2 separate regions of the Homo sapiens genome follow, and region 1 is linked to region 2. Evidence: chromatin loops called from intact Hi-C (ENCODE). Cell type or tissue: mammary epithelial cell. All regions are shown on one strand. Links, peaks and the distances in the headings refer to the core of each region. The heading gives the core; the rest is flanking DNA. Region 1 has its middle 56 kb from the start of MIR4790. Region 2 overlaps GRM7 (glutamate metabotropic receptor 7).

The links. A loop is a pair of places that touch in the nucleus more often than their neighbours do. Peaks named below come from ENCODE experiments on the same cell type or tissue, not always from the same donor. Only the 100,000 strongest peaks of a DNase experiment are listed, where the experiment ranks them.
Region 1: a loop joins it to region 2, with 11 times the contacts of the local background. A loop is called at or near these places in 3 of 110 quality-filtered maps.

What each region holds. Positions count from the first base shown.
Region 1 is chr3:5,298,354-5,313,851 of GRCh38, forward strand. It overlaps the pseudogene LOC124906205. Among named protein-coding and RNA genes, the nearest start is that of MIR4790, 56 kb to the left of the region's middle. In mammary epithelial cell, for the core only: a CTCF peak has its summit at 7,212 (motif pointing right); no DNase peak of the experiment used is centred there.
Region 2 is chr3:7,134,849-7,150,346 of GRCh38, forward strand. GRM7 (glutamate metabotropic receptor 7) reads left to right here. Exons shown (of 10, transcript NM_000844.4): 2 at 11,604-11,820. Among named protein-coding and RNA genes, the nearest start is that of GRM7-AS2, 250 kb to the left of the region's middle. In mammary epithelial cell, for the core only: a CTCF peak has its summit at 10,062; no DNase peak of the experiment used is centred there.

The DNA of each region.
Region 1 (15,498 bases), core at 2,617-10,616, 1.8 Mb before region 2:
GATGCTTCATCAAAATTTGATGCATGTATGAAATGTATATTTGAATATGCATTTGAATATATATACATATATCTATATCCATTTAATTGCATGTCAAAGCAGATGGACTTAACAAAGAGCTAACATGTAATCTCATGTCCTAAATAAGAGGTGAGCTTTGATGTCATGTCTGTGGTAGATTACCACTACCTGGTAATAGACTATTTAAGTTATAGGATTAGTTGCAAAGACAAAGAAAATCTCGCTCAAGTGCTATAACTGAACACTCAAAATGAGGAAGTAGAAGTCTAGGTAGTGATGATTCATAAGTGAAAAGAAACGATCTCTGTTCTCTTGCTATTTAGAAGCCACTTTTGTCATTCAAAGAGCTCTCAAGCTCCATCAGTTCATACATATCATATGCTTAGGGCTGGTCACGATTCTGCCAACACTGCAACCTCTGTACCTACCTTTCTATCTTTTCTTATGATTCCTATTCTCCCTTTATTCTCTATCACATTTATCATAGAGCATAAAGAAAATAGAATTTTCACAACTTTTTGGTTAGGTCCTAGATAAATCAGCTGGGCTTTTTCCCCCCATGGATGATTGACAATTCTGATGTAATACAGAATAAAGGGAGCTCTGAAGACCAAAGTCTATGGTCTTCACTGCATCTCAATTCCCAACGATTCTTATCATATGCTAACTTCTACATTTTTAGTTTTAGGAATTTTAGTGTTCTGGGACAGGATGTTTTAATTCTAAATATATTCCCTGAGCCATAAAACCCAGCAAGAACAGCATAAGTACTCAAGCTAAAATGTGTGAATAATAACCTAACCAAATCAATAATTTAAGGCCAGTGCAGATGTGTGAAGTTACATGTGTTCCTGACAACTTTGTTACTCTGTGTTTCTACTGATTTTGCTTTTCTGCTTCCAAGTCTAGTGAAATGCGTTTGCAATATAGAGACATCAAAGGCCTGATGAGTGAGCTGGTGGTGCTGATCAGCGGAAAGATCAAAGCAAGCAGGTCTGTAGAGGGATTAGGGATATTATCACGGCAGAGGTTCAGTGATAAAATCAACCTGACAGGGTAGAACCTTGGTTTTTGGAATAAGGCTGGCCTATAAGGTCTGAGGGGGATTAGCAGAAAGAAGAGCTTCATGCTGAATCTTGTGATGGCTTGAACTAGGAATTAAAAAATTCCCCTGGTCAAGGAAATGTTGTAGGACTTTCTCCTTAGTTCAGCTAAAAGTCGGGTTCTTGTCACATGGCCATGAGAGATTAGGCTCTCAGACAATTTGAAGGGTGAGAAAAATGGAATTTATTGGTGAAAAGGAAAAAAAAAGGGAAACAGGGACTTTCAGCAAAGCAAGAGTCCTGCTAGCTGGTTTCCATCTGACAGATTGAATCCCAGTTTCCATCCCCAACAAGAGAGGCCAGGCTCCTTCCCGCTGCAAAGGGTGTGAACTTCTGTGGCTCCACCCTGTTCTCCTGGTGTGTAGGCTGGTCGGAGTTTCTCTGGGGACCCCTTTAGACTTGGCTGTCTCAGAAAGAATGGGCTTCAGATTTTAGGAGTAGCCTAAGCCAAGCCTAAGCAAGCCAAGGAGAGAGACCCCAGGAGAAACTAACCCTGCTGATGCCTTGATCTTGGACAATCTATCCTCCAGAATAGTGAGGAAATAAATACATTTCTGTTGTTTAAGCCACGCAGTCTGTGGTATTTTGTTGTCATAGCCCTAGGAAAACTGAGGCTTCTCATGATGAATAAGTGACCCCATTCATGGGAAGGTCTGGGATACCAGGGCAGGAGCCAGGCAGATCCTGATTGTGCCACAAAAGAGAATGTGGGGGATGAGACTATTTCTAGGCAACATTTCAGGTTCAGAGCAATCATTGCATTTTGAGATTTTTGGGAAAGGTTACTGTGTCAGGAGGTCCCCAAGACCACTCTCAGTTTTGTTGATTTGCTAGGAAGACTCATAGGACTTGGCATACAATTGTACTCACAGCTAAGATTTATTTTGGTGAAAGGATAGGAAGCAGCATCAGTGTGAGGAAAAGATGCATGGAGTGAGGGCTGTAGGGGGCCAGGCATCAGCTGCCGAGAGTCCTCTCCCAGTGGAGTCTTACAGGCCATACTTAATTTCTCCAGTACTGAATTGTGACAATGCACGTAAAACATTGTCTATCAGGGAAGCTCACCAGAGACTCGGTGAGCTTTTTATAGGGGACTGGTCATGGGTAGCTGAGAACATACCAAAATTCCAGGCTCCCAGAAGGAAAGGAGGTGTTCAGCATATACCACATTGTTTGTACACACCATTTATATTTAGGCACAATGAGCCACTCTGATCAGGTAGGGGATGGTGGGAACCTTCCTGAAATCCAAGTTCCTACACAGACACTAGGTAAGGGCTGACTTTATAAGCGGGTCTTCCTAAGGAGAGCAGTCTCAGAGCTGCTATATTAAACTCTTCTGCGCAGTCACCTAAGTGATAATTCTGTCAAAGCCTGGGATGGCTGCCTCTTGTGTACAGCGAGAGTCTGGCAGAGGTGAGGGAATCTTAATTTGGGTGTTTGCGAAAAAGGCATGGAGATAATTTCTGCCTCAGGCTCCCTGATAAATGAGAACCCCAGGGATTCTGAATGTAGTGGCCCCAGATTACATGTCTTCCTGGAGTACTAGGCCATGCTGTTCTGTTCGGTGTCACTGATTATCCTCCAGGAAGATTGTCTACCATGGACCACATTCTTACAGGCTATAGAGGAGAGTTTTCCAACTTCACTGGGGTGAGGACCATTGAGTTCCCCCATCACTCCCTGCTCCGCACACTCCTACCTTTGCTCTTTTTTTTTTTCTTTTGAGACAAGGTCCGGCTCTGTCGCCCAGGCTGGAGTGCAGTAGTGTGATCTTGGCTCACTGCAGCCTCAACCTCTCAGGCTCATGCGATCTTCCCACCTCAGCCTCCCAAGTAGCTGGGACTACAGGCGTGCACCATCATATCTGGCTAATTTTTGTATTTTTTGTAGAGACAGGTTTTGCCATGTTGCCCAGGCCGGTCTTGAACTCCTGAGTTCAAGTGATCCACCTGCCTCAGCCTCCCAAAGTGTTGGGATTACAGGCATGGGCCATTGTACCCGACCATCTTTGCTTTTGAGCTCTTAAAGGCAGGACCCATGTCAGATTCATTCTCAAAATCTCTAAGAGTTCTAGAACAGGACTTGCACATAGTAAACAGTATGTGCTTAATAAACATTTACTGAATCACACAGAGGTGTTGTCATGTATCAACCACAGGGTCTCACTCAGAGACACTGGTAGACTTAAAACCTTGTGCCTAAAGACCCGGATCTTCTTACCAATTTAAGACTGTGAAGGAGAGAAAACTCCCTGCAGAGTCTGAAATTAAAATGTAAGCAAGTGAAGCTAAAAATAAACAGCAACGTGGGATTCCTCAATTCCGACAGGCTGTGACAGCACCAAGTGTCATGCGGCTCTGAGTGATGAACAAGAGGAATAAATTTAGAAGGCTTAATGAGGGGGGATTCTATAACTGCTTGAAAAGCCTAAGCCACCAAATGGAATGAAATTTTCCTAGACAGGAGTGCGATATTCCCTGCCCCCACCCCTGACGTCTCTGGGCAATGTGACACACTTTCTAACCTCCTGAATACAATCAGGTCACCCATCCCAGAGAGAGTGGGGTCTAGTGAGAAGGAAGCACAGTCTCTGGCCCTAAACCCAGAGTGGCTGCTGGGAATGCCCCATCCCCGGGAGTTCTTTTTACAGGACATAGAGTCATCATCACAGGATATTAGCAATGGAATCAGCCTTTGAGTCATTAATGGTTTTCAGAATCTTTGAGCTTCAAAGACTTCACAAAATGTTATGCAGAAGGGCAAGATAGAAGGATAAAAAGTAGAACTGCTGTGATTGAAGTGGAGGCAGCAGATTGGCTTCCCATCCCTCCACCTTCCCTACCTTATATCTGTGGAACCCCTGGGTTCCTGAAGAGCAGGACTGCTGTGTGGCGTTGTGCAGTTTCTGCACATGGACAGTGTATACATTTGTCTCAGAGCACAGCTTGAAACAATTGATATAATTTAATCTTCTTATTTATGAGTAAGGAAATTCAGGCCTGAAGTGAAGCAACTTGCACAACGTCAATAAATTAGTATCAGAGGTGGGATTTGGATGTAGGATTAGTGACTCCCAATTCATTGCTATTTTAGACACTTCTTGATATCTAGGGTCTCGCTAGCCCACCCGTGCAAAAACAGCCTTAGAGCAGAAATCATGCGTCAGGGTGGAATGTCCATCTTGCTTCAGAGAAGAAACAAAATAGAAAACATCTTCATGGTCCAGGTGTGCTTTCAGAGGTGCCAGCTTGGGTGCACAACCAGGTCATCATCAGCCTGTCCTTTAGGCATTGGTAGTGAATGAAAAGCTGAGAAACTCTCCCACTCCCAGGGCCGTGGCTTTCCAATAAAGATAACACTGATAAAAGACTACCCGCATGACTTGAACTATGGCTTTGACTGTGACTACAACTTTGTCTATGACTAAGATTAGGACTATTACCCCCACCAAGTACCTATCAGAGATTCTTGTTACATTACCCACCAAAATGTAGGATCCAAGAGAGCAGGGTCTTTGCCAATTTTGCTCTTCATTGTATCTCCAGGCTCGCATACATAGTTGGTGCTGAATAAATATTGGGGATTCTTTTGGGCTGTATTATATTCCCCCAAATTCATATGTTGAAGTATTAACCCCCGGTGCCTCAGAATGTTTCTGTGTTTGGAGTTAGGGCCTTTGAAGAGATAATTAAGGTGAAATGAAGTAATATGGGTGGTCCCTAATGCAATATGACTGGTATCCTTATAAGAAAAGATTCGCACACAGCCACAGAGGTAAGACCTTGGAAAGACAAAGAGAAGAGGGCCATCTGCAAGCAAAGGAGAGAGACCTCAGGAGAAACTAACCCTGCTGACGCCTTGGTCTTGGACAATCTATCCTCCAGAATTGTGAGGAAATAAATACACTTCTGTTTAAGCCACGCAGTCTGTGGTATTTTGTTATCGTAGCCCTAGGAAAACTAACACAGGGATTAAGCAAAGCATCCCTAGCTAGGTGTGCTGTTTCTGAGTTTGGAGCTCTACCCGCTGTTTGAAATGACACATTTGATATTCCTGTACAAGGAAAGATGAGGGATAAAGACTTACTCATTCAAATGATTTTCAGTGGTTACTGTTTCAAGGTTACCTTTAAGTCATGAGAATTTCTTCTGTTTTGTAGGACGAAATCCAAACGGGCTGTAATCTTTAATCACGTCTTTCTGCCTGTTCCCCAAACTTTTGTTGTTAAAATGTTTGGAAGTTTTTTGGTCTCCTTATTTTAATTTTTACAAAGCAGATGAAGAAGTGAGAAGCATAGGTAATAACAAAACTATAAAACTAATTAACACCTCAGATTATAATGAGAAGGGGTTGACAGAATGTCTCTTTTTAACAAAACCTATGAATATTAAGGGTTTCGCTGCTGTCAGTATTTTCCTAGAAGAAGCAGGTCCTTCCTTCTGTATCCAAGCCCCAAAATAAAAAGTATCCTTAATGTGTTCATAAATTACAAAAACAGAGTTATATGGGAAACCACACTCTTGTCAAACCACCTTGGGGAAATAATTAGGGATATTGGTACTGTTTGTTTCTGGCCGGCATTTTGCTTGAACAAATGAACCTACTGTTAAGGCTGAAGGAGGGGATGGGGGCAGGGGTACCAGCAGTGAAAAATCTATCGTAAGATATAGACTCTCCAAGAGCACTTACACTTCAGACATCACGAATCTCCTTGTGATACTTAGAGCTTCAGAGTCAAGGAGATCTGACTATATGACCTAGGGCAGGTCACTTGACTTTCCTGAGCCTCAATTTCCCCATCCCAAAACATGTGTAATATAACTTATACCTCAGAGAATTGTTTTGGGAGAAATAAATGAGATGAACTTAGTACAGGAAGTTAAGAACTTAAAAAAGGGAGTGGTTTTATGGCTATGAAGTAGACTTCGGTCAGTTCTTAAATATTTCCAGGATGTGGAATTTGCTAGATTCAACTTTCCTTTGGCTCAGGAGACAAAAACAAAAAAAAACAAAAACAAAAAAAACAAAAACAAAAAAAACAAACAAAAAAAAAACAACCAGTCAAGTGGGAGTGAGATGACTTTAATTCTAGGCTCAGGTCTGTTATTTACTAGTCACATGTCCTTTGACAAGTCACTTAGTTTATCTGAGCCTCAGTTTGTTCAATTAAACCCAGGGATGCAGGGTGGCAGGGTGGCATGCTCTCCTAATTGCTGTGAGGATGAAATGAGAGAACGTAAAAGGGGTGCATTGTAACCTGTAAAGTGTTATGCCAATTTACAGTATTACTATAGACCTTGGGGCTGTGCAGAACAAGCCTTAGCACAGTTATTTTCAAGTCTGTCTGAATTTGGATCTAGGAAAACGAACGTCCTCCTTTTGTCCTGGACAAATGTGGATGTTAATGACCCCCAAGTGTTTTCTATGAAAACCAGTGCCCCGTGACAAGTTGCAAGGCATTCCTAGGGGAAAAGAATTTCTGGCCAAATAACTTTGGCAAACACACTGTACTCTTTGTCCCCTTAGAGACTGACAAGGCTTAGAGTGTATTAAAAGGTCGTGCATTGACGAAATCCGTGTTCCTTAAATGTATTTGTCCTCAGAACCTTCTTCGTAAAATACTGGTTCACTTCTTGCAGAACAGGATTTTGGAAATGCCGCCAACCACTGAGATATTTGGAGGCTTTGCAATGTTCCAAGTCTTCTCTTCTCCTGGCTAAATATTATCCATTCCTATAACTATGTGCTCCCTGGTCTTGAGTCTTTTTTACCATCTTGATCATTCTTTTTCACATGTCTCATGCATCTCTATTTGCCTTTGTCTGCCATGTCCTTGAGCATGATTTCTAGGTGTGGCCCAATGATTAGACTAGACAAGGATAGACACTCTAGGACTCTTGGCTTCCTGTAGGAAAAGGGGTTTGGAAGTGGTGGAGGGTCATACAGGTCACTTCTGGTCTCTCTTTCCCTGTTCTCAACAGACAGATCTCCCCCAAATCTCACTGCCCCATGAGTATGCGGTTGCCCATCTTCGAACTTCAGAAGAGTTTACTGGGCAGAGAAGCAACAGTGTCTGGAAAAGAACGGCCCCTAGAGGGCAACATGGTCACACGAAAAGACGCTTGGTCTCCCAGGATTTTTCTGGGTGCTTAAACCTATCCAGATGCTACTCTGAGGAAGTGCTGTACTCTTTCAGTTTATTTCTGTATTTACCAAATGTCTTAGGAAATAGTCAAAATGTCAACTGGAGCATAAAAGGCAAACACCAAGGAAAGTTGGGAGTCCCACAGGAAGGACTCAGCCATCGTCTCAAAGAGGATAGGGCCTGAAGTCAGTCACTCGCCTGGGGCAGTGCTTGTGGCTATTGTGTCTTCCCTGCTACTGTGATTCTGCTTCTGGTTTAGGGCTTCAGTTATTGGGAAAGATATTCATATTTATTCTGAGCTGGAGCAAACTTCCTTAAGAGTGATGCATACACTAATGTTCCTGGGCATTAGAATTTGATTCGAATTTTCATGAAAAGGGAAGGTTGACATTTTATTTAAATCAGTAATAAACTGTTGTATGTTACAATATAATCAATATCCACAATTATCCTAATGGTTTAGAGCGAAGGTTTGGCCAGGGTTGAGTCACAATCTGGCATATGCTGCTTCCCAGCAGGGTGAACCTGGCCGTGCGATTTGAGCTTCTTCAACTTCATAGAGAGTTGTTCTTCAACTCTCTATGAGGAAGCATGGTCTGCCTTAAAGGCTGGTTGTGAGGATTAAATATAATGTCAAATGTAAAACATCGTGTAGAACAGTGGTTCTCAAAGTGTAGTCACTGGACCAGCTGATCAGCATCAGCATCACCTAGTAACACCTTAGAAAGGCAAATTCTTACAATAGGAGGGGGAGAAAAAAAAAGAAATGCAGATTCTCAGGTCCCACCCCAGATCTACTGAATCAGTAACTCTGGGGGGTTGGGCCTAGCAATCTGTGTGTGTATGTGTGTGTGTGTGTGTGTGTGTGTGTGTGTTGTTGTTTTTTTTTTTTTTTGAGACGCAGCCTCGCTCTGTCGCCCAGATTGGAGCGCAGTGGCGCAATCTCAGCTCACTGCAACCTCCACCTCCCAGATTCAAGCGATTCTTGTGCCTCAGCCTCCCGAGTAGCTGGGATTATAGGCACACACCACCGTGTCCGGCTAATTTTTTGTATTTTTAGCGTACACGGGGTTTTACCATGGTGCCCAGGCTGGTCTCGAACTCCTGACCTCAGGCAATCCACCTGCTTTGGCCTCCCAAAGTGCTAGGATTACAGGCGTGAGCCACTGCACCTGGCCAGCAATCTGTGTATTAATAAGCCCTCCCAGTGACTCTGAGGCATGCTAAAGTTTGAGAAATGCTGTCATATAGTCATTGGCTTATAGATGCTAAAGAATAATATTTATTATTATTGTTATTGTTATGAATTGTTACTGGGAGTCCAAAATATGCAGTCTCTACTTCTAAGAGGCCTAGATTCTTGTTGGAGGACCAAGATGTTGAATGTGAGATAGTCAAATAATCAGGGCCATTATTGACAAGAAAAGAAGTAGAACTTCTGAGGAAAGGGAAATAGGGGCCTGCAGGACTAATGTCACTCGTTGAAGCTTTGTGGTGGAGAAGGACTGAAGGAGGAGCAGCACTGTAAAGGTAGAGAGATAGTCAGGCACGGTAGCTCACGCCTGTAATATCAGCACTTTGGGAGGCTGAGGTGGATGGATTGCTTGAGCCTAGGAGTTCGAGACCAGCCTGGGCAATATGGCAAAAACACATCTCTACAAAAACAAAACAAAACAAAAATTAGCTGGGTGCAGTAGTGTACTCCTGTAGTCCCGGCTACTTGGGATTCTGAGAGGGGTGGATCACTTGAGCCTGGGAGGTCAAGGCTACTGTGAACTGTGATAATTGTATCATCCAGCCTGGGGAACAGAGCAAGACCCTGTCTCAAAAAAGACAGAAAGAAAGACAGAAAGAAAAGGCAGAGAGATGTTAGCAGGGCATTCTGGTTGAGGGAAATAGCAAGAGCAAAAGAACTATGGCTTAGAGGGGAGAATACTCAAGAAGTATTGAGATGTCAGCTAAGTCAACATGTCAGCTAAGTTCAACAAAAGTTTAACATTTCTGAGTATCTATTGCAGGCCAGATACTATGTTAGTACTGAGGACATGGACATCAGAAAGGCTCAGGCAACAAATTCCTAAAGGTGCTATGATTATGGAATAGAATAGCATCATCATCATCATGTTCTTCATTTTCATCATCATAAATACCATGTATTGAGGACTCACTATGTATCAGACACCGTTCTGAGCACTTTACATAAATCTGCTCATTTAATTCTAACAGTAACTTGATGGCATATGTATTATTATTATTCCTCCATTCCATACACGAAGAAACTGTGGCTTAGAAGGTTTAGATAGTCAAAAGTCATGCCAGGAATTAAGTGGAGGAGCTGGGAGCTGAGCCTAGTTCTGCCTGATTCTAAGGGGCTTTTAAATAAGTAGTCAATTCTTCTTGAAGGCTGGAGGGTTTGCAGGGCGCTGCCAAGAAGTCTCACTCCATATTGCATCGCTCCTTCTCCATGTCCCAGCCCTCCGTGCAGGTAGGCGAGGCCACATGATTACTACAGGCCGAAGAAGCATGACCTGAAGGGACACGCATCACTTCTGGGATCAGGCATTGAAAAACTTGTCCACAATTTTCCAGCCCCTTTCGTTGCAGTGTCAACCAAGTGGGCAGATTTGTGTTCTAGATGTGCCACGACGAGGTCACGGAACCTTTGCCGGCCAGAGTCCCTGAGTACATCTGTGATGCAGGGCACCCTGGGCATTTCTGCTGGATGTGTAGTTTAAGCAAGAAATATACCAAGTGAATAGGCTGTGATCTGAGGTTTATTTGCTACTGCAGCATAAGCCTAGTCTATGCTGACTAATACAGTTTGAAAAAGGGGATAAAGTTAGGTTTGTAGGGTAGAAAGAGTCCTCAATTTTGGCCTAAAATTTTTCCAGTGTAGTTTGCAGGCAAGTTGAACCATTGAAAGTTTCTTTGCACAAAGTGGAAATCCTTTTTTTTTTTTTCTTTTTGAGATGGCGTCTTGCCCTGTTGCCCAGGCTTGAGTGCGATGTTTCAGTCTCGGCTCACTGCAACCTCCACCTCCCAGGTTCAAGCAATTCTCCTGCCTCAGCCTCCTGAGTATCTGGGATTACAGGTGCGTGCCACCACACCCAGCTAATTTTTGTATTTAGTAGAGATGGGGTTTCGGGTTTTGTCATGTTGGCCAGGCTGGTCTTGAACTCCTGACCTCAGGTGATCCACTTGCCTCGGGCTCCCAAAGTGCTGGGATTACAGGCATGAGCCACTGCACCTGGATCAAAGTGTAAATCTTTGGGTCTCTTTTAGGAACTGAGTTAAAGGTAGGCACAGGGATGCAAAAATAGCATTTTTTTTTTTTTTAGACAACCCTGTTTAAAGATGTACTTTCCATTTATCTCCCAGAAACCAAGCCTTTCCAAGGTCCTGGAAAATCCAACAATTTGAGGTTAATTCTAAATTTTACTGGCTTCTTTAGATACATAGAATCAATACACACATACACCAAAACAAAAAAGAAACATTCTCTTCTGTGCTTGTGTGTCCTAATTTGCAGTCTGGGAAAATATGATTACCTTAGACCTGTTCTCCTGGCTGCCCCCAGGAATATCTTCAGAGTTCAGTTCCATGAGCAGCACTTGATCTTGAAATCTACATCCAGCCCTTTTTTCCTGCCTTTGGCAGATGAGCCATGACAGCGCTGCTCTCCGTGAGCCTGGCCACTGGCATGTGTGTGGTATACTTCATTTAGTTCCCCTGAAGAATATGCTGGGAGCTCTGTCAGACCTTTTAGATTCTTGGCATGATTTGGAGCTCAGCTGAGGTGGATAGGATTCCTAAGCCTGCTGAGTAATTCTTTGTTATTTATTTTTTGATGTCAAATTATAACAAGAACTACCAGGACCTCGAGGGAAACATCTTTGAACAGAACATAGCACCATGGTGGGTCTTTCCGCCAGATAAAAATTCAAGAGCCAATTGCCATGGGCAAGTGAAAGAGTGGGCAGAGGATGTATATATCTATAAACATTTGTGTAGAGATACAAACATATACTCATTTAGACGAGGATCTATCACCAGGAAAATCACATTTCAACAATGAGTATATTCACAAAGAAATTCAATGTAGAGCTAATAGTGGTTGTTTATTTACTTGGTTTTCATAAGGCCAAAGTTCATGGAGATATAAAATACTAAGAGGCAGTATATTCTTAAATAAATATTCCGCAGAAGAGTTCAAGGAGGGGCTGATCTCTTGTCTATTCTGTGTAAATTCTTGGCCCTAGCATTGGAAGGTCTGGAATAGCAGTGCCCAAAAAGGTATAGCATCAGATCTTAGACTGAGAGACCTTACACATGTTACTAAACACGAGTGGGCTTCAGTCTTCTTATCTGAGAAATGCAGATTTGGTCATTAATTCAACAAATATCTATGTGTCTTAACTCTTCTAAATGCTGGGGATACAGTCGGGGAATAAGATAAGATGATAAGTAGGGGAATAAGTAGGGGATACAGTAGGGGTTGTGCTCTCACATGAGGAAACCAATAAATGAAGCAGCTGATTATTGTTGATTGCTGGTGCTATGGGGGAAAAAAAGGTTGAAAATATAGAAAATGACTGAGGGGTACAGAGGTAATTTAGGTTGGACTTGAATGGCGAGACAAGACAGCCATATGAAGTTCTGGGAGTAGAGGGCAGCACATTATGAAGTCCCCAGGTCACAAATGAACTGGGAATGTGATGACCAGAAAGGAGCCAATGAGCCAGGGAGATGCAGAGGTGGGAGATGTGGAGGCAGGGATAGGCAAGCAGCAGATAATAGGGGGCCATGTAGAGCACAGGGGACGCTGTTTGGATTTTATTCCGAGTGCAATGGGAAGTCATGGTGGAAGGCTTTAAGCAGGGGAGTGACATGATCCAATGTGTTTTTTTAATTGTTGTTTGTTTGCGATAGGGTCTTGCTGGAGGCTGGAGTGCAGTGGTGTAATCATGGCTTACTGCAGCTTTGAACTCGCAGGCTCAAGTGATCCTCCTGCCTCAGCCTCCCAAGCAGCTGAGACTACAGCCATGCGCCATCATGTTTGGCTACTTTTTAATTTTTTTGTGAACACAGGGTGTCGCTATGTTGCCCAGGCTGGTCTTGAACTCCTGAGCTCAAGCAATCTGCTTTCCTTAGCAAATGCTGGGATTATAGGCAAGAGCCACTGCGCCTGGCCAATGTGCATTTTTAAAAGCCTTATTTGGGCTGCTATGTCAAAGATAGATGACTGAGAAGTCAAGAGTAGGAGCAGAGAGACAAGTTAGACAAGTTAGGAAACTCTTAAAGCATCTCTCAAGATTAAGTTTGCATCAGGGGAAGCAAAGGAATTTTAAAATGATGCATCTTAGTGTCTGGCTAAAATAAATCCCCTAAATACATAGCCCATCCCCTAACTGAAAACTGCTAGGGACCAAGAGAGTTCACTATTCAAGCTGCATATTCCATATATTGAATCAGAGGTGAATATAAAGTCATCAAAGCTCATTATTACTAACTATCTACACAATCATGGGGTAAAGAGTGACGATTTATTCCCTTAGGTATTGACGCTAGTCATGGTTTAGCCAGGAAACAAAAATTACTTGAATATTTAATATGGAAGGCCTTTCATGGAGACAATGGGATACATAGGCAATAAGGAGGCTGAGATGCGGGCCAGGTGCAGTGGCTCCAGCCTGTAATCCCAGCACTTGGGAGGCCAAGGCAGGCAGATCACTTGAGGCCAGGAGTTTGAAAGCAGCCTGGCCAACATGGCAAAACCCCATCTCTACTAAAAATACAAAAATTAGCCTAGCTTAGTGGCGGGCACCTGTAATCCCAGCTACTTCGGAGGCTGAGGCATGAGAATCACTTGAACTCGGGAAGTGAAGGCTGCAGTGAGCCGAGATCACACCACTGCACTCCAGCTTGGGCTGCAGAGCGAGAGTCTGTCTCCAAAAACAAGGAAAGGCTGAGATGCCAAGAAGCAAGGGACAGTGAGGCAACCAGAGATGAAAGTCATAGGAAGCCCCTACCATCCCGAGGCCAGAGGGACAAAGGGAGGAGAGAGTACAATTCAAGCCTGGGGGAACTGGAGTCGCCTGAGCAAGCTGGGTCATGGTGGCCCTGTCTAGAGTGAACTAACGGCGTGAAGGAAATACAATCACTGCCGGAGATGCCTGGGAAAAATGCCCCAGCTTCTCCCGCTTCCTGCTTTTCAGTCTTTTACCAGTGCCGCACATTGGCCAAACCCAGCAAGAAGCAAGCTGCAGTGGCAGCCTGGGAAGCATAGCCTGCAGTCCTGCTGGGATACAGAACAGAGCAGGGAAGCGGGAGCATGGACCCAAGGCAAACAGGCCCAGGACAGGACCTCACTCTACCTTCTGCCTCCAGATTTGAAAAGCAGGTGCTGCCACTTGGGGTTGGTGAAGAATGGACAGTGGAGGTGGCAAGATCGATTTATGAGATGGTAGGACTTCTTAAGTATTATTTCGTTTTATATAGTGCCTGCAGCTGAATCCATGTCAGGCATTCTTTGGCTCGATGTTTCAAAGCTGGGCAGGTAGTGATGCCTCTGTAGCAGGGAGTTCCAGCTGACTCTCAGCTTCACCACTGCTCAGGCTGGGGCATTTCTGGACATCCTGGATGAACCGGTGGGGCAGCCCCTACATAGGTATATTTTCAGGAAGGATCAAGGAGCTTAACGGAATAACATTGATCTTGAAGAAAGAGGGTTCCTGGTACAATGACATGGCTTTGATTGTTGGGAAGTGAGTTGGCATGCAGTTCTTGGTTTTTATAATTGAATCAGCTTCTAAGACCAGCCTCTCTGTGGTTTTGTTTTTGTGTATGTGGGGGTGTGTGTCCTGTGAGCTCTGACTCAATGGAGCTATTCCACTAAACTCTGTAATACCCTTGGCTGCCAGCATTTCTCTTTGGAACCGTTGGACAGCATGTGCCCTAAAGCAAGGAGAAAGGCCTTCCTCCTTCTGCATGGAAAGCAGTGTGACTCCTAGGCAGTGCGAAGTCTAGGGGCTAAAGCACTATCTTATTGCTTCAATAACTTCAAATATCAGTGGCAGTTATAAAGGTGGCTCAAGGGAGCAGTGCAGTACAATTTTGGTGGGATTCGAGCGAGAAGTCAAGGAAAAATATGAATGCCTTTGGGGATACTAAGTTTCCAGATATTTTGAAATAGTAGATTGAGACAAGAACAACAAAACGGCAGTGACACATGTAATTAGAATTTGAAAGGCCATAAACATTTATTTAATCCACTCATGTACTTCTCTGTGTGTTGGATATACGTTGATGAAAAATTTCTTATAAAATTTTACATAATCCATTCTCACATATGTGCAGGAACTTTGTGTGTACATCTCATCCATCTTTCCATTCATATGTCCACCCACCTGACTGTCCATCCATTTAACAGAGATATATATTGAAAACATACTAAGTACAAGGATCTGGGAACACAGCAGTGAACAAGACAAGATGACTGTTTTCATGGAGTTTATATGTGTTTGTGTGTGCATGTGTGTGTCTGTGTGTATAATAAACAATAAAAAGTGACATAAAAACACAAAACTCTAATAGTAAGATAAACAGGTCTCTGAGAGGCCCCAAATGGGGATGAGCGTAATCTGGGGTGTCAGATAAATCCTTAGAGGAAGTGACTGCTTTTTTTTTTGAGACGGAGTCTCGTTCTGTCATCCAGGCTGGAGTGCAATGGTGTGATCTTGGCTCACTGCAACCTCGGCCTCCCAAGTTCAAGCTATTCTCCTGCTTCAGCCTCCCAAGTAGCTGGGATTACAGGCGCACACCACCACACCCAGCTAATTTTGTATTTTTAGTAGAGATGGGGCTTCACCATGTTGGCCAGGCTGGTCTTGAACTCCTGGCCTCAAGTGATCTGCCCACCTCGGCCTCCCAAAGTGTTGGGATTACAGGCGTGAGCCACCACACCCAGCCTAGAGGAAGTGACTCTTAATAGGCGATCTGAAGAATGAGGAAGAATGAACAAGGTGATGAGGGAATGGAAAAACATTCTAGATGGAGGGAAATCATGAGCAAATGGCCAGTGATGGAACAAATCAATTTGTATATGAAGGACTGATTAAGGGCAGAGGGGAGGGATGCAGAGACAGGGAAGAACCTGGCAAACCATGGGTTCCGGAGAGGCAAGTAAGGACCTGACACATAGGGCCTTGCAAGCCACGGTAAGGAGTT
Region 2 (15,498 bases), core at 5,092-13,091:
CCACATATAACAATACCCACTACATATAAAGATTTAGTAAAGCAATAAGCATTATTTTAAACATATGCTATAACAAATATAACTTGCGATCCACACACAAAACTACTTGGATTTCAAGAAAATGGTTACAAACCACTCACAGAATGCTGAAGGTGTTTGGTGTTATGTAATTAGAGAGATGAAAAGTGAAGGAAAAAAGAGTTGCAATAATTGATGATAACTTCCATCATGAGTAATTTAAAGTTGTGTATAACTCCAGATTTTAAGCTAATTCAAGATTATTAGTTATCTCTCAGTAGTTTGGAATAAATTAATAAAAATTAAATTACCCCCAAATTAGAATTCCTGCCCAACCATCCTATGTGAGCAGAGATGATATCTAGAAAGGAGATAAGTATAAATCAAAGGGAGTGATGTTTCAAAGAATAAGCCCGAAATGGTTCTTCAATGATTTTCCCTTTTGGGTGATCCATATCAATAAAGCTTAATAAGAACTAAGAGTGAAATTACTACTAACTGTGAACTTAATAATGCCCCACTGGGAGTTCATTAATATCTCAACAGGTACACTGAAGCATTATCTTAATTGCACATGATACTTTCAAAAATTCGCCTTTTACAAGTTTTGTGGAAACTACCCTCTAGAACTAGCATTAGTGAATTTTGTTTTGCCTTTCTGTATTGCAGTTTTGTACTGCCCACATATGCAAATCCCCCAGGAACAAATGAACCACATTCGCCTTCCAAAAAGTAAGATACTCCTCAGGTGACTGTCCTTGCTACAGGCAATGTGTTTATAATACAAAGCAGAATACAATAAAGAGAGGAAGAATATAATATAAAAAAATATACTGAGAAAGAATGTAATATAGAGAAAAAAATATAATATACAGAGGAATAATACAAAAAGGGAGGAAGTTAACATGCATGGAAACAATTTCAGAACTTTCATTGTGTTCTGAATAAATAAAATAATTTCCTTTATGTAAATATTTAGAAATTTATTTTTATGAGAACTAAGCTTGCAGTGGAGCAGTGGTGGAAATTTGGATTTTTAAACATTTCTATTAATGTTTTCTAGAAGACATCTGTACTTGAGTCTTCAGTGACAATTATTGACAGTAAGATGATGCCTAAGGGAGTATGTTTCCAAGCCTAGGAGATCCTTCTGCCTAGTAGCAGTTTACTATGTAATAATTATGGGATAAAATTAAACTTGACTCAATCTTGTCAACATTTAGAAAGTGAAAGTGCGTCATACATGCATAATATTTCTTTTTTTATTAGAAATGACATATAATTATTTTCTCTGGATTTAATATATTATTTTTATTCATTTTTTTTTTCTATTTTAACTTGGCAGTAGTAATGTTAACATCAAGTAAAATGAGGACCCAAGACCATAAACACTGTATTTGCTATGTGGGCCTGGCAGCCTGGTTCCTGAGGGGAGAGGAGTTAAGGAAAAGGCAGGGCAGAAACTGCCTCTTTAAAATGACAAATCCTAGTTATGTCTGGCAAAGTTTGAATCCTGAGGCATCATAGTTTATGTTGCCTAGGTTGTCAGGAACTAAGGCCTAAGAAAAAAAAACAAAAACAGAGTGAGCAGCTTCCTAAATGACTTCCTTGGTCTCTTTACCTTTGATCTTCCATCCAAATGATAGCTTTCTTTCTCCTACATTCCCCAAAAAAGTATGCCGAGGAAAAGAAAAGGTGAGAAAAAGTATTTGCCCTGGAGCCTAAAGCAGCCCATCAGAGACCTACCCAGGACAAGAAAAACTCCCAAATACTGTGAGTGTCTCTGGCCACACCAACTTTGTGGATGAGGAGCAGGTCAAAGAAATCTGTTCTCTTAGCTTATTCCATTTTATCCATTTCCTGGCATGCCCATTTCTTCAATGAATACTGATCCGTTCCTATGCTGTTCCCAATAGAGTGGTATCCAATGGGGAAACAATGATGAGCAAGGTCTTTTTCTTCCATAAGGGTAAATACTCTCAAGGAATGGGGAGAAGAATAAACAGATAATGATACAGATAATTGTTTAATTAGAACTGTGGCACTTGTTACCAAAGAAAACTACCATGTTCCAGAAGAACCCATCAATTGACCTTCCTCTAAATTCACTGTGCTTTCTGGGGCAAACATTGTAGAGGTTAGGGCAGAGCCTTGAGCACCTTTTAGTGATTAATGTGTGCTGTTTATTGGATATAACTTAACTTTTGATCATTCTTTCAGTCAACCAAAATAATTCAACCACCACAATACATTTTATTGATGAGATATGAATATTTATGTCTCAAAGGTATATATAGGTTGTATATGATATGTTATTTATGTGTCCATTTTAACTATTCTTGAAATTGTTTTTTCCCCTAGCATTGTTTCTCCTAGAGTTACAGGAATTCTTAGAACCATAAATTTGCATAAATATTTTAAAGGTAAAATTAGAAACCGAGAATTGGGCACTTTTTTTCTATCTTGAAAGTAAGATCTGAATTTGGGAAAAATTACATCTGATGACTTGAAAGAGTATGATTTTTATTGCTGTTTTTATTCCCTGTTTGCTTGTTTATTTTTAACAATGGCCAGGAAAGTTGACTTCAACATAAAATTTATATGATAATTTTGAGGCATGAGAATTGCTCTCAAACCTTGATTACTTGAAATGAGTTTTCTGTCTTGTCATCAGTGTCACCTGACTAGTGCCTTGAGAGAAATAATTGGAGAGATTGAGAAGATTTGAGTTGAGAAAAAAACTTGGGGGAGAGAGATGCTTTCACAGCTAGTTGGAGACCCACATAGAGAAGTGGAATTAGTTTGGCATCTAACTGTGAAAGGCAGAAAAAGCAGAGAGGATTATGGACATGCAGGTGGTGGTGGCCCAATATTTGGAGTGGTGCAATTCAGGACCAGAAAAACCCACATAATGTCTTCTCTTCATTGGAACGTCATTAAGAAGGAGTGTGAATGCCATATAGACTCCTGGAGAAATAAATACATGCCATTTTAGCTAATAAGTCAAATTACTGTCAGTTCATTCAAACTGAGAAATAACATAGTAACTTGAAGACAACACATCAGAGAAGACTGAGCTTCTTTAAGAAATGTAAATGTAAATATTTTATACATTAATAGTGAATTTCGTAAGACATCCAAGTGCATGAGATAATATCTATGTAGTGGTAGAAGTAAAAATATTCCTGTGTTTCTATAGATATAATTTTATATAAAAATGCATAAAAGTGATAATGACATGCCAGTAAATATTTTTTGTTCTTAAAACACTGGCTATTCACTTGGCTATCTACTCAAAAACAAAAAACAAAATCAAAGTCCTAGCCCATAACAGATAATATATATTAAGTAGATCCTAGATGCATTAAAATGTTTAAAGATCAGTTATGCAAATATATAATCATAAACTGTAGGTGACAATATGCCCAATCAACAAGACGTTAGACCCTTTTTATCACTGAGAGCTAAGAAGCTATAGATGTGGTAGATCTTCTATAGATAAAGTAGATCAGAAGAAAATGTTTTTGTATATCAAAGATACCATGAATAATACTAATAGTTACATATTCCTCTTTCACATTAAAATAAATACATAATCACTTTATAGGCATACTGGTAGACATGAAAAGAAGGTTCTTTGTACTTTATTTAAGCAAAGAAGAGTGAGAAGTTAAAATATTAAATAAATAATGGATTTGGTAGTATGAATATATTGTCGTGTTCATTAATGTGTTACAGCATGTGGGAAAAAAACAGACACATTTGCAAATGACTAAAGATTGAAAAATACTGGCATAAAGTTTAGTTTTTTTTCACAATTTCTTTAAATCAGCAAAAGGAAAATTAATTTAGATATACATTACATTATTAGTAAACTGTAAATATATGTTACCATATATCTATATGGTAAGCCTTCATTTATAAAAGCAATGGAGACATTTATTAAATTCAGTGAAAGAAATCACAGGAAGTGCAGAATAGATTCCTAAGATGTGTTCTGTTGTTTGTACACATTTAGACTTAGCTGCTCATTAAGACCCAAAAAGATATTAAAGGCATACAATGACAAGTGTAGGCACATTATAGATAATTAACTACTACTGTTAAGTTTGACCAAAATTTCACCTTTACTATATTTTTTTAGTTTTTCTATATTACTATATATAGTATATATCCTACTTTATAATATATAGTACATTATATAATATTATATAATGTACTATATTATACTCTATAATATAATATACTATATATTATACTATATAGATACTATATGAACCTCTTAAAGGATTAAAGGCTATAGGTATTTGATTTTCTTAATTGGTAAAGAGAGAAAGAAAGAACACCACAGAGATTTGGACGTTTTGTCATATTTTCTTTTTACGGTACTGAACACCTCAAAGATGCTGGAAATAGTTGGTTCTACAATGATATTAGAATGATCACAACATCTAGCATAACACAGCAACACACAGCATTCAGAATTTGTAAATTAATCTGAAGCATCAATATAAAAATGAAAAACTTAGTTTTAATTACTGCTTAAAGTTATTTAGTTAGAGAAGCAAAAAGGTCTGTAGCATTCTAAAAAGTACTGATTTAAAAAATGCCTAGGGGAAATTTTGATTTTGTAGAGGAGACACCTTGGATGTTTGGAAATGTATTGCACATATGAGAGCGTGAATTCATGCATAGATCTTTTCTCTGAAAGAATGGAATACCTTATAATAAATTATCTTCAAGGAAATAAATACATTTTCTTCTCCAAACAGGATTCTAGATCAATGTATAGTTTAGAGTGATATGTCGATACAGCTGATTATAAAGATACTTTCATAGGTGATGAGTCAGCAGAGGTTTAGAAAAGAAAAACTCCTTGATATTGGCCTTGGCAATGATTTTTTTGAACATCACACTGAAAGCTCAGGCTACAAAAGCAAAAATAAATAAATGAGGCTTCATCAAACTAAAAAGTTTCTGTATAGCAAAGAAAACAATCAATGATGTAAAGAGACACCTAAATACAAGAAAATATTTGGAAACCAGTATCTGATAAGGAGATAATATCCAAAATATACAAAGAATTCACACAAATCAAAATCAGGAAAACAACTCAATTAAAAAATGGGGAAAAGATCTGAATATACATTTCTTCAAAGGAGACCTACAAATGGCCAACAGGTACATGGAAAGGTGCACAACAGCAAGGAAATGCAAATCAAGACCACAATGTGATATTGCCCCACATCTGTTATGGTGGCTATAATCAAAAAGACAAAATATAAGAAGCATTGGTGAGGATGTGTAGAGAAGGTCCCCCTTGAATAGGTGATAAAAGGTTTTGGATGTCTCATCTTTCTCATGAGAGAGAGTGAGAAGTTATAAGACTAAAGGTAGGTAGTATGTCAGAAAAAACATGAAGTGGTTGAGTATTCCAAGTAAGGGGAGAGAAAGGCTTAACCAGGATCACACAATGCAGGAGGAAAAACATGTTATAAAGGAAGGGAAAAAAATGAATTGTAAGCCATTCTAACCAGAATGATGTTTTCTTAAAGGGGAATTGTAGCACAGGGCTTACGAGTAAAGGATTTAGAGATGTGCTTAAAGTGAATTCCAGATTTGCCACTTACTTATACGTAACCTTCAAAGTGGTTCTTGATCTCTCTGTGTCATAGGTTCTTTATTTGTAAAAACAGAAATTGTGTTAATGTGCTGTTGTGAGGATTAAAATAAAATAATGTATTACAGCTCTTAGCATGATGTTTCACACATGGGAAGACACTAAATTATAATTTATAATATTATCATTATTTTGTTATTGTTCATAGAATAGCTTTACCTGGATATCCTGAGGAAGTACGGTTCTGTGTCTCAAGTAAAAATAAGAGCATCCTATATCAATAGCAAATATAAAGAAAATGCTTTCAAGAAATGTGGTGGTAGATGGTGACACAGAGACTGTGTAAGGGTCCCCACGGTATTTTTGAAGCAAGTCATAAACTTATATAGAGAGGGAGACTTTGGGCCATATGATCTAGGAGTTCCCTTTCAATTCTAAAAGTGTCCTTCTAAATCTAAAGAAATGTCCTACAAGTTCTAGCTAAGACTTTATATTGACAAAATAAAAATTTAAAGATAAGCTTCTTAATTTAACTATATATTTGTTTCAAGATAAGAAATTAGAATGATACTAGTTGGTTTTTAATTGCTCACTGTTCAGAAATAACAAAAGGGAAAGGAATTTTTCCTATTATCACTCTTGTTTTTCTGGAAACTCTAGCTGAAGTAATTAGAAAACTAACTGAATCATTATAACTTGCTTACATGGAAATCCCAAGAAAATAAACTAAAAGCTATTACAACTAAAAAGAATTATAACAAGGGTAGAAGACAAAAAGAAAATCTACAGAAATTAATAGATTCCTATATGGCAGCAATAAAGAGATAACAAAATGAATATTTTGTCTCATACATAATGCAATGAAAATAATTATTTAGAAACAAAGTTAAGGAATGTGCAAGGTTTACATGGAGACAATTATAAGATTTTAGGAAGAGCAAGAATGAACAACCAAATAGATAAAAGTAGATAATTTCCCATGCGGGAAGATAAAATGTTGTAAATATTTAAATTCTACCCAAATTTATTTATAGCTATACTATGATTCTCATTAAAATCTTAATGGAATTTTATTGTTAACCTAAAAATAATTATCCTAAGGCTAATAAGGAAAATTAAAAACGTGATTATCCATGATCATGTTTAAAAGGACAGCTATGAAGAGGGAGTATGCTACAACTAAGATAGCCTCAAAATACTCTAAGCTCATAACAGCTAAAATAGTAAAACACTGGCCCAAGACTTGAAAAAAAAAATCAAATAGTAGAAGATACACCCTGAAGACCTAAGGATGTTTAAGAATTTAATATAGAACAAAAGATGTTCTTTTCTGTCATTAAAGAATTATTAATTAATAAATGGTGCTAAATCAAGTAGTTAACCATTTGGAAGGAAAAAAGTATAGATTACTGTTCTTTTGTATTTAAAAGTCCAAAGTAATTTCCATGTAGGGAAAGATTTAAATGTAAACCTCAAATATTTTTGTTACTTTGAGGTAGAGCGACTTAAACATTATTGTGAGGAAATACTCATGAGTATGTATAAAGGCTTGCATTAGCTCTGAGGATTTTGTTTTGACTTATAATGACAGTGAAAACTTGAAAAGGTTTAAATATTTAACAATGAATGTTAGGCTTAGGTTAGGTCAAATATTCATACAGCAGAATATTATGCAACCAGAAAGAAAGAGAGAAAAGAAGGGAGGATGGAAGGAAGGGAAGGGGAGACTAAGACCCATATTTTAATAATAAATAATATTTATAAGCTCATAGCAATAATTAATAACTATATATGTGTAGTAGTCTGCTTTCACACTGCTATAAAGAACTGCTTGAGACTGGGTAACTTATAAAGGAAAGAGCTATAATTGACTCACAGTTCAGCATGGCTGGGGAGGCCTCAGGAAACTTACAATCATGGTGGAAGGCGAAGGGGAAGCAGGGCACCTTCTTCACAAGGCGGCAGGAAGAAGTGACAAGCAAAGGAGGAAGAGCGCCTTATAAAATCATCAGGTCTTGTGAGAACTCAATCACTATCACAAGAAGAGGGTGAGGGAAACTGCTCTCATGATCCAATTGCCTCCACTTGGTCTCTGGAGATGTGGAAATTACGGGGATTATGTAGATTATAGTTCTTGATGCAATTTGGGTGGGGATACAAAGCCTAACCATATCAGTATCTGTGCATAACCAAATATACACACAAAGGCAATAAGAAGGTACAACAAAATGTTGACAGGGATCAAGGTATTAAAATTAACCTGTTTTCTTGTGTTTGTTTCTCTACATTTTTATAAATAGCATATGTTGTTAATTTTCATTAAAACGCATACACTTATTTTAAATAGGTTATAGATGTTTTTAAATCCTATTTGAAACTCATTAACAAAACCATTCCTGTGCAATAGCCAAATTTTTATGAGGAGAAAAGAATAATAAGATGACAATATGGTCCTGTGATACAGATTAAAAATATTTTAGTTTTCTAAGTTCAAGAAAAAAGGCCTAAGAAGAGATGGAATCTCTCTTTTTATATAGCTGCAGTGTTATCACACTAAATTGCCTTTATCAAAAGATCAAGTCTCCATTTCCAAAGAAGACTGGCAAGAGAGAAAAGGTCCAATAGCAGCAAGAGAAAGTATATCTAGATATTTGAGTGAAAATGGAAGTTAATTGCTAAAGATGCCTAATTATCATTTGATCAGTTGTAGGTACCAGTAGTAGCACGCAAAATAATAACTATGTAGGCTTTAACATTAACTTGAAAGCAAGTAACTAAACATGAAGCATAATAGCCAGGACAATAAGCAACATCATTTTTCACAGGTTACATAAATTCTTCCAGTCCTTCACCTCTATTGCTACAAGGGATATCCTTATAAAGCCGTATTTTTATCTCAGAATAAAATCCTTTTTGTCTTTCATTCCTTATTCTTGCATCATTATATTCATAGTGTCAAAATAAGTACCATTGGATAGAGGGTATACACATGATCCTAAAGAGAAATATGGGTCTTAAGCCAGGAGATATTCCTTATTTACACCGGAAGGGATAGACCACAGATAGTAACCATTTTCAAAGGGTGCACAGTAATGAGGAAAGAAATCTGTTTCCTCAGGATTTTCATTACTAAAATATGGGGCATGGTGTAGAAAATGCATTGCATTGGGGCACTTCACAATTCTGATGTTTTACAGTAGCTACATAAATGCAAATTCAAGGAGAGGGCTGGATGTATCTTTATTAGCACCCTTTCAAAGGTACAGAGGGATTTTGGCAGGAAAGGCATCTGCGCAACAGCATGAAGCTTTTACATTTCCACAAGTTGAAATTGATGGAAATGCATTGACATGTTTGGCTTCTTTCCTTTTCATTTCTTGTGAGGGAAAGCCTCTCTCTCTTTCTCCCTCTTTTCCTCCCTCTTCTATTTTTCTGTCCAAAGCCTTTATTCAGTTGATATTTTTGTTACCTAAAACTTATAATCTCCAAACTACAATCGACACGTAGGTAACTCATTCTATAAAGATATTTGTATGGGCTTTACTGAGGCGCTTATATAAGGTGTTTGAACAGCAGTCTGAGAGTGACCAGTAAAATAACTTTTAGTGGCTATGTAGTCAGTGATGTGAACAGAAGTCAGCCTGGATTCCATTAATCTACTGGCCTTCCTTTTTAATGCTTATTTAAAAAATATTTTAGTAATAATTCAGCAAAGCATCGTACTTGTGAGTGTTTATAGCTTTGTGACCTGAGGCAAGGTAATATTCTTCCAAGCCTCAATTTTCTCCCTTGTAAAACAAGTTAATAATACTATAATATAGTCTAATGTAATATTGTACAGTCCGGTTCAGAGTATTTGCTGACAATTAGATAAGGCAATGCATATAAAACTTTTAGAACATGACTGGTACAAAATAAAGAGTTGGATAAACAGTACATATTACTTTGAAAGCAGTAATGAAAGGAATATGTAAAAACATTTTATTGCCATAGGACAGTGTGGAGAATGTTCGTGATGACGTGCAGCAGAGGACTTGAAAGTCAAATGTGGGGAATCGATAACTTTAGTAAGGAAAAACATACCATTCTTTATTTTCGATGATTATTACTCCCATGTATTAAGCACTCCTCTGTTCCAGGCATCGTGCAAAGCAATGCACATTCATTTTCCCTGTTTCTCAGAACTTGATCTTAGTGATGTAACCAACTCATTCAAGTGAAATAGCTTCATCAAATTAAACACTAGCAAACAGAAATGCCAGACTCTGATCCTACATCTTGTCAATACCAAATCCTATTTTACTTGCATTAAACCTCACTATAATTGACAAGTTGCTCAGGTAGAAGGACCCATCAGGAGACATGCAGGCTTTCTCACACTGGCTTTGAATTAAGTCAGGGGCAGAAAGCCTGCCCTCCAATGGTCATAGAGCAGAAGTGCATCGTGGACAGGCTGCATGGAAAATGGTGGGTCGTCTGATTTCAGGGCCACAGGACTTAACTCTAATGCTGACCTAGAAATGTTGGTGGAGAAATGATTTTTACGGAGGCGATAACTAGCCTTAAACTATGGCAAATGGGTATACTTTAGGCAAACTACAAAGGAAGGAAATAAATGGGTTAATAGTGAGTAGAGTTTTCAGGGCTCGAGGAATCAACTTGAGCGTGGCTTTACCATATTTGAGCTACACTGGACTTTTGGGCTTGGTCTGAGAAAAGATCAACTGGCCTTTGGACACCCGAGAAACCTTTTGTGATAAAGCAGGGATAAGACCTGGGAGAGTTTGTAAGCAGAATTTTGTCAGAGTTGATCATTCTTACGTGAAAATTAATTGTATCACTCATTTTCTATTGCTTGATAGAATCAAGACAAAGAAGGGAACAAATGTTACGGTGCTTTGAAGAGGTAACTAGCATAGGAGTTCTGAAGTTAGGGACTAAGCCAGATTTCTCATCTGTGATTACTTCAGGGCTGGCCTTAGGCTACCTGAAATCCCAGGCAGACATTTTTTTGCAGCTCTTTCCATGTATATAATTTAATTTAGCAAAGTAGATGTGTTAGGACTACTCACATAGCCCAATTTCCAATGATGCTAAGAAATAAATACTACAGCAGATGAGGGAGATAATGTGATTTTTTTTCAAGGGGCCTGTGGAGTCCTAAGATGATCCTTATAGGCAAAAGTTCTAGAGCTCTTCAGGACATTTGGTGAATGCCATGTGGGGTAGAGGTCAGAGGGTTCCCTGAAGGGAAAAGATAGAAATCAGAGGCCCTTGTGGCCTCCACTCAGACAGTACTGCCAGCTCTCTCCCAGAATCCAAAAGAGAATTTGGAAAATTTTGAGGAAAGCCTGTCAATGTGCAAAGACCACTAGAGTAAATGCCAAGGGGGTGGGGAATTTCTCTTCCCTGGGGCAAAGGGTATTACAGAGCTACTTTAAAATGTTCTTGTGAAGAATAAATTAGATAATGCTTGTGACTTACTTAGCTATTTCCTTGGAGACTATCCACAATCAATCGATGTTAGATGGCTAATGATATCCACCCAGTATTCACAAGCTGTGCTAACTAAACCAATCTTTATATACACTCCAGCCAGGTTGTTGTATTTTTATTTCTATTGGTTTATAAGTAGTAAAGCATGATTCACCATGTTTGGTAGAATGGTCATAAATCTTTTTCTTCTAAACAACCATGACCCTGACCTTGGAATTCCCATGCTAACCTCCTTCCCTTATTCCTAAGACAAGGAAATAAAAAGGCAAGACGCTGAAGTCAATACTTTTGTGCTGCGAAGAAGTAGATGGTTGCATTTAGGTGGTCTAAAATTACATGGTGGTGTTTGGCAAAACATGTATCTCCTTTGCAGCTCAAACCCTGTATTTTAAGTAAACTGTCATAAGTATAAATGAGTCTCTTACATCCTGACGGTGCACTCTCACGTGGTGCTTTCTTGTCTTTGCAGATCCCCCAGATTAGTTATGCATCAACGGCACCCGAGCTAAGTGATGACCGGCGCTATGACTTCTTCTCTCGCGTGGTGCCACCCGATTCCTTCCAAGCCCAGGCCATGGTAGACATTGTAAAGGCCCTAGGCTGGAATTATGTGTCTACCCTCGCATCGGAAGGAAGTTATGGAGAGAAAGGTGTGGAGTCCTTCACGCAGATTTCCAAAGAGGCAGGTAGGATGAGATTGCTCTGATCAAGCTGGCTCTCTTCAAACGTCTGTGGCTTGTAGAGTTCTCTTCAAACTTCATTAAATAAACACTACAGACTCTTACATTCCCAGAGTCCTGTGAAGTACACCTGTGATGTCTTCATCTGTATGACTTTGTTGTTTTTGGAGAGATTTTTGAAGTTGTGAAACTGAGATCCCTTGAGTACTAATAGAATAAATGAAGAAAAAAAAATATGTACTAAAGTTAATATCTTACTTCTGCCTAATGGGTAATAGGATAGATTCTAGCCTGTGTATGAAAACGTGGGAAAATGTGGCTGGATGTACCTCCCCATGAAGACTCTTCCTCTCTGCCTCTCTCCAAAATGGAGAGAATAATTTAGAATTACGTGAATGCAATCACTGTGCCAACTTTGATTTGAAGAATACCTGGAATTCCTCTGAATGACTTGGCCAAAACAAAATTAAATAAATTATCCAGGCAGTAGAATGTATTTAGACAAACAGTCTTTCAAACTTGAGATTATTTTGAGAGAGTTCTCTTCAGCAGCCCTTGGAGAGGATTCTCTTACGTTTGTTTATTTAGCTCAGATTGGAAGTAATGGGTTCAAATGTTTGGCCAGCTGTCTTCCAGTGGGCAGATTTTGAAAAATGAGACAAAATTCTTACACTTAGAAATTCTGACAATAAGTATTCAGGTTTCCCCATATGGATGTATTGGATATGGTAAATACATACCAATATGCATGCTTAGATATTCCCACACTCTTCTTATGTTGAAATGGGTGCTCAGTGTTGTTTGTAAGCATTTCATGCAATTTAAAGTGTTATTTACCAGAACAGTTTACTGACCATAAAAGCAAACAAACAAGCAAAGCAATAGAAAGAGAGCTCCATGTTATGAGGAAAGATGTCATAAATTGTGAAGATACAGCTTTGAGTATTTGACGGTCAGACTACAGATATACTCAGAAATAAAGCGCTTCCGGATACGGATGATGCTAGAAGAGAGAAACTAGGACTTGTTTATAAATCTCATGTTTTTAATTCACTGCATCATTAGCTGTAATTTCAAAACTTCACAGGAGATCTGTGAAGATCTGTGAGATTCTTATTCTCTTCCTTCTGACTTAACAAAGCTGACTAAATAGCTTCTAATCATTGTCAAGTCTCGCTCTAACCACTATTTCTGGGTTAAAATGCAACACTCGGAAAAACTTCCTTTGTTTTGTTGGCTTGGTCTTAAACTTCTAGTGTCTTCTCCCACAGCGCCTATCACAGGTTAGTATAATTTCCTATTTGTTTGTTTTTCTATCTAATCTTCATGACTATAGGAGACCATGTCTGTCTCATTTTCTACTATGGCCCCAGGTGCTACATTCCTAAAGGAAAAATTTAGGCTACAATTCAGTTAGAAACTTTCTGATTAGGAAAGAAATCTTAACTCTGGCCTTGTGGCAGGCTGTGATTTATAGGACTCATTAACTATTGACTTCATAAATCCCCAAAGAGGTATCTAATCATTTTTGATGACTATGTTTTTCTTTCTTTCTTTGTTTTTCTGAATCCTGCCTTGATCAAACTAAGGCTGGAGGCTGACTTAGAAACATATCAAAAATTTCAGGATAGAATTGAATAGATAAAATAAGATGAAAAGAACATATGGGTAAAATAGTAAGATAAAGCTTAGAGACAAAGGGCAGATGCCAGTTTGCACTATATCATTGTTAAAAGTGAGCCTCAAATTTAACACTGAACTTTAAACTGGATGAAGCAAAGGAAGAACACTGCCCATTCTGTTACAGGATTTACAGTGTTCATGAGGTCAAAATCATGTTGATTATTCTGTAAAGTGCAGCTTTCCTTGCCTTGGGATCAAGATAAATGTTTGCTCTGGGTCTTTATAAAAAACTATATTCTATAGACAGGTCAATGGTGACTTTCACATGGTTGTTTATTCCTGGTGTCATTTGATGGAAACTTAAAACATTAATATCTGAGTTTGCTATTATATATAATGACTCTTCAAAAAGGAGATGCTCTTATAATATGATCTGAACTCCCCAGCTCATATTTTTAGCCAATCCTACATTGAAAAGCCCCAGCTAAAAAATAAGGATTCCGTCAGTGGCAGCCATTTTGGATGAAATCTTTCCATCCTAGAGCCTTTCCCCTTGAGGACGGGAGTAGCTAAAAAGCCAGCTGGTGCTGCAGAAATGCAAGGAAACAGTGAATGTTTAGGTGATGTCTTGAAAATTAATACCTCTTCAAGGTATTAATAATAAGTAGTATGGTATTTGGCATGTATTTATAATAAGTATTTAATAAGTATTCTTCTTTTATACATATTATAGTATTTGGCATGTATTTATAATAAGTATTTAATAAGTATCCTTCTTTTATACATATTATGGTATCTGGTACGTATTTATAACAAAATGCATTGGAACTATATCACATGTGCAAGTGATTTAGTTGCATGAACTTATGTGATTAGCAAACACCCCTTCTTTTCAATTAGAAGAAAGGAAGAAAGAAAGATTATTAGCTTAAATGGTGTGGAGTAAGTCTACTCAGTTTTGGTATGGCCTAGAGAAAACATGAAATTCATTCAGTGAGTTTTATTTCTGTGGGCCTCTCATAAGGCGCGCATCTTGCTGCTGCAAAGGTGATTCTGGTATTTAAAGACACACATCCCATGACCTCTAAAAAGAATCCATCTCCTTCCTCTGATGTTCAATTGAAGAAATAATCATATATTCTCATTCCAAAACAATAAGAAAATAAAAGAAAAATTTATCTATTGGAATTTCTGGGCATATACATGGTTAGGGAATTCTCCAAGGTAATTTTATGTGTTCACTTTTTTCTTTACCTGCAGGCTCGAAAAAGTCACCCTCACAAAAGATACAAACCCAATGTGTATGGGTAGGTGAGGCGATATGGCACAAAAATAAATAAGCACACTGGTTATGCTGTCAGAAAGACCTGGATTTGAATGATGGACTCCATCACTCTCTTATTTTAACAATTTTGACACATGCTTTAACTTTTCAAGCCTAAACTTCCTCATAGAAAGAATGAAATTAATGATTTCTGCTTCACCAGATTGGTAGAATGTATAAGATGGTGCATGGGGAAGCATTTAATACCCAACAATATCTGATTACATTGAATCACAATGGCTCCCTATAAATAAGTAGAGTTACTGTTTGAGTCTGAAAACTTTGAAAATAACTTGAGTAATAGATGTTATCTGCCTTGAGTTGTAACTAGAGGGTTATTTTTTAAGCTGTTTCTATTCTTATTAACATGCTGTCATGATGTAAGATGGATATGAAGAAAAGGAAGTGAGCTATTTGCATTGTCCTATGTATGTAGAATATGTGTATGTGTATACATATATGTGTGTGTGTGTGTGTGAGAGAGAGAGAGAGCAAGAAAGAGAGAGGGGGGTGCATAGACTCAATGGCATTGTTTCAGTGTACTGCTGGCAGGTTGGAAGGATTTACTTCCATTGTTTCTGAACAGTTTGACTTTGAAGGTTGTGATTCTTTTCCTCTATAAATGGCCTCACCCTTTTAAAATGCTTTAGCTTCAAAATTTACTTTAGACTTAAATCCTGAGGCAGAGGCTACTTATAAACCAGAGCCTAAAGCATCTCCACCATGCTCACCGTCAC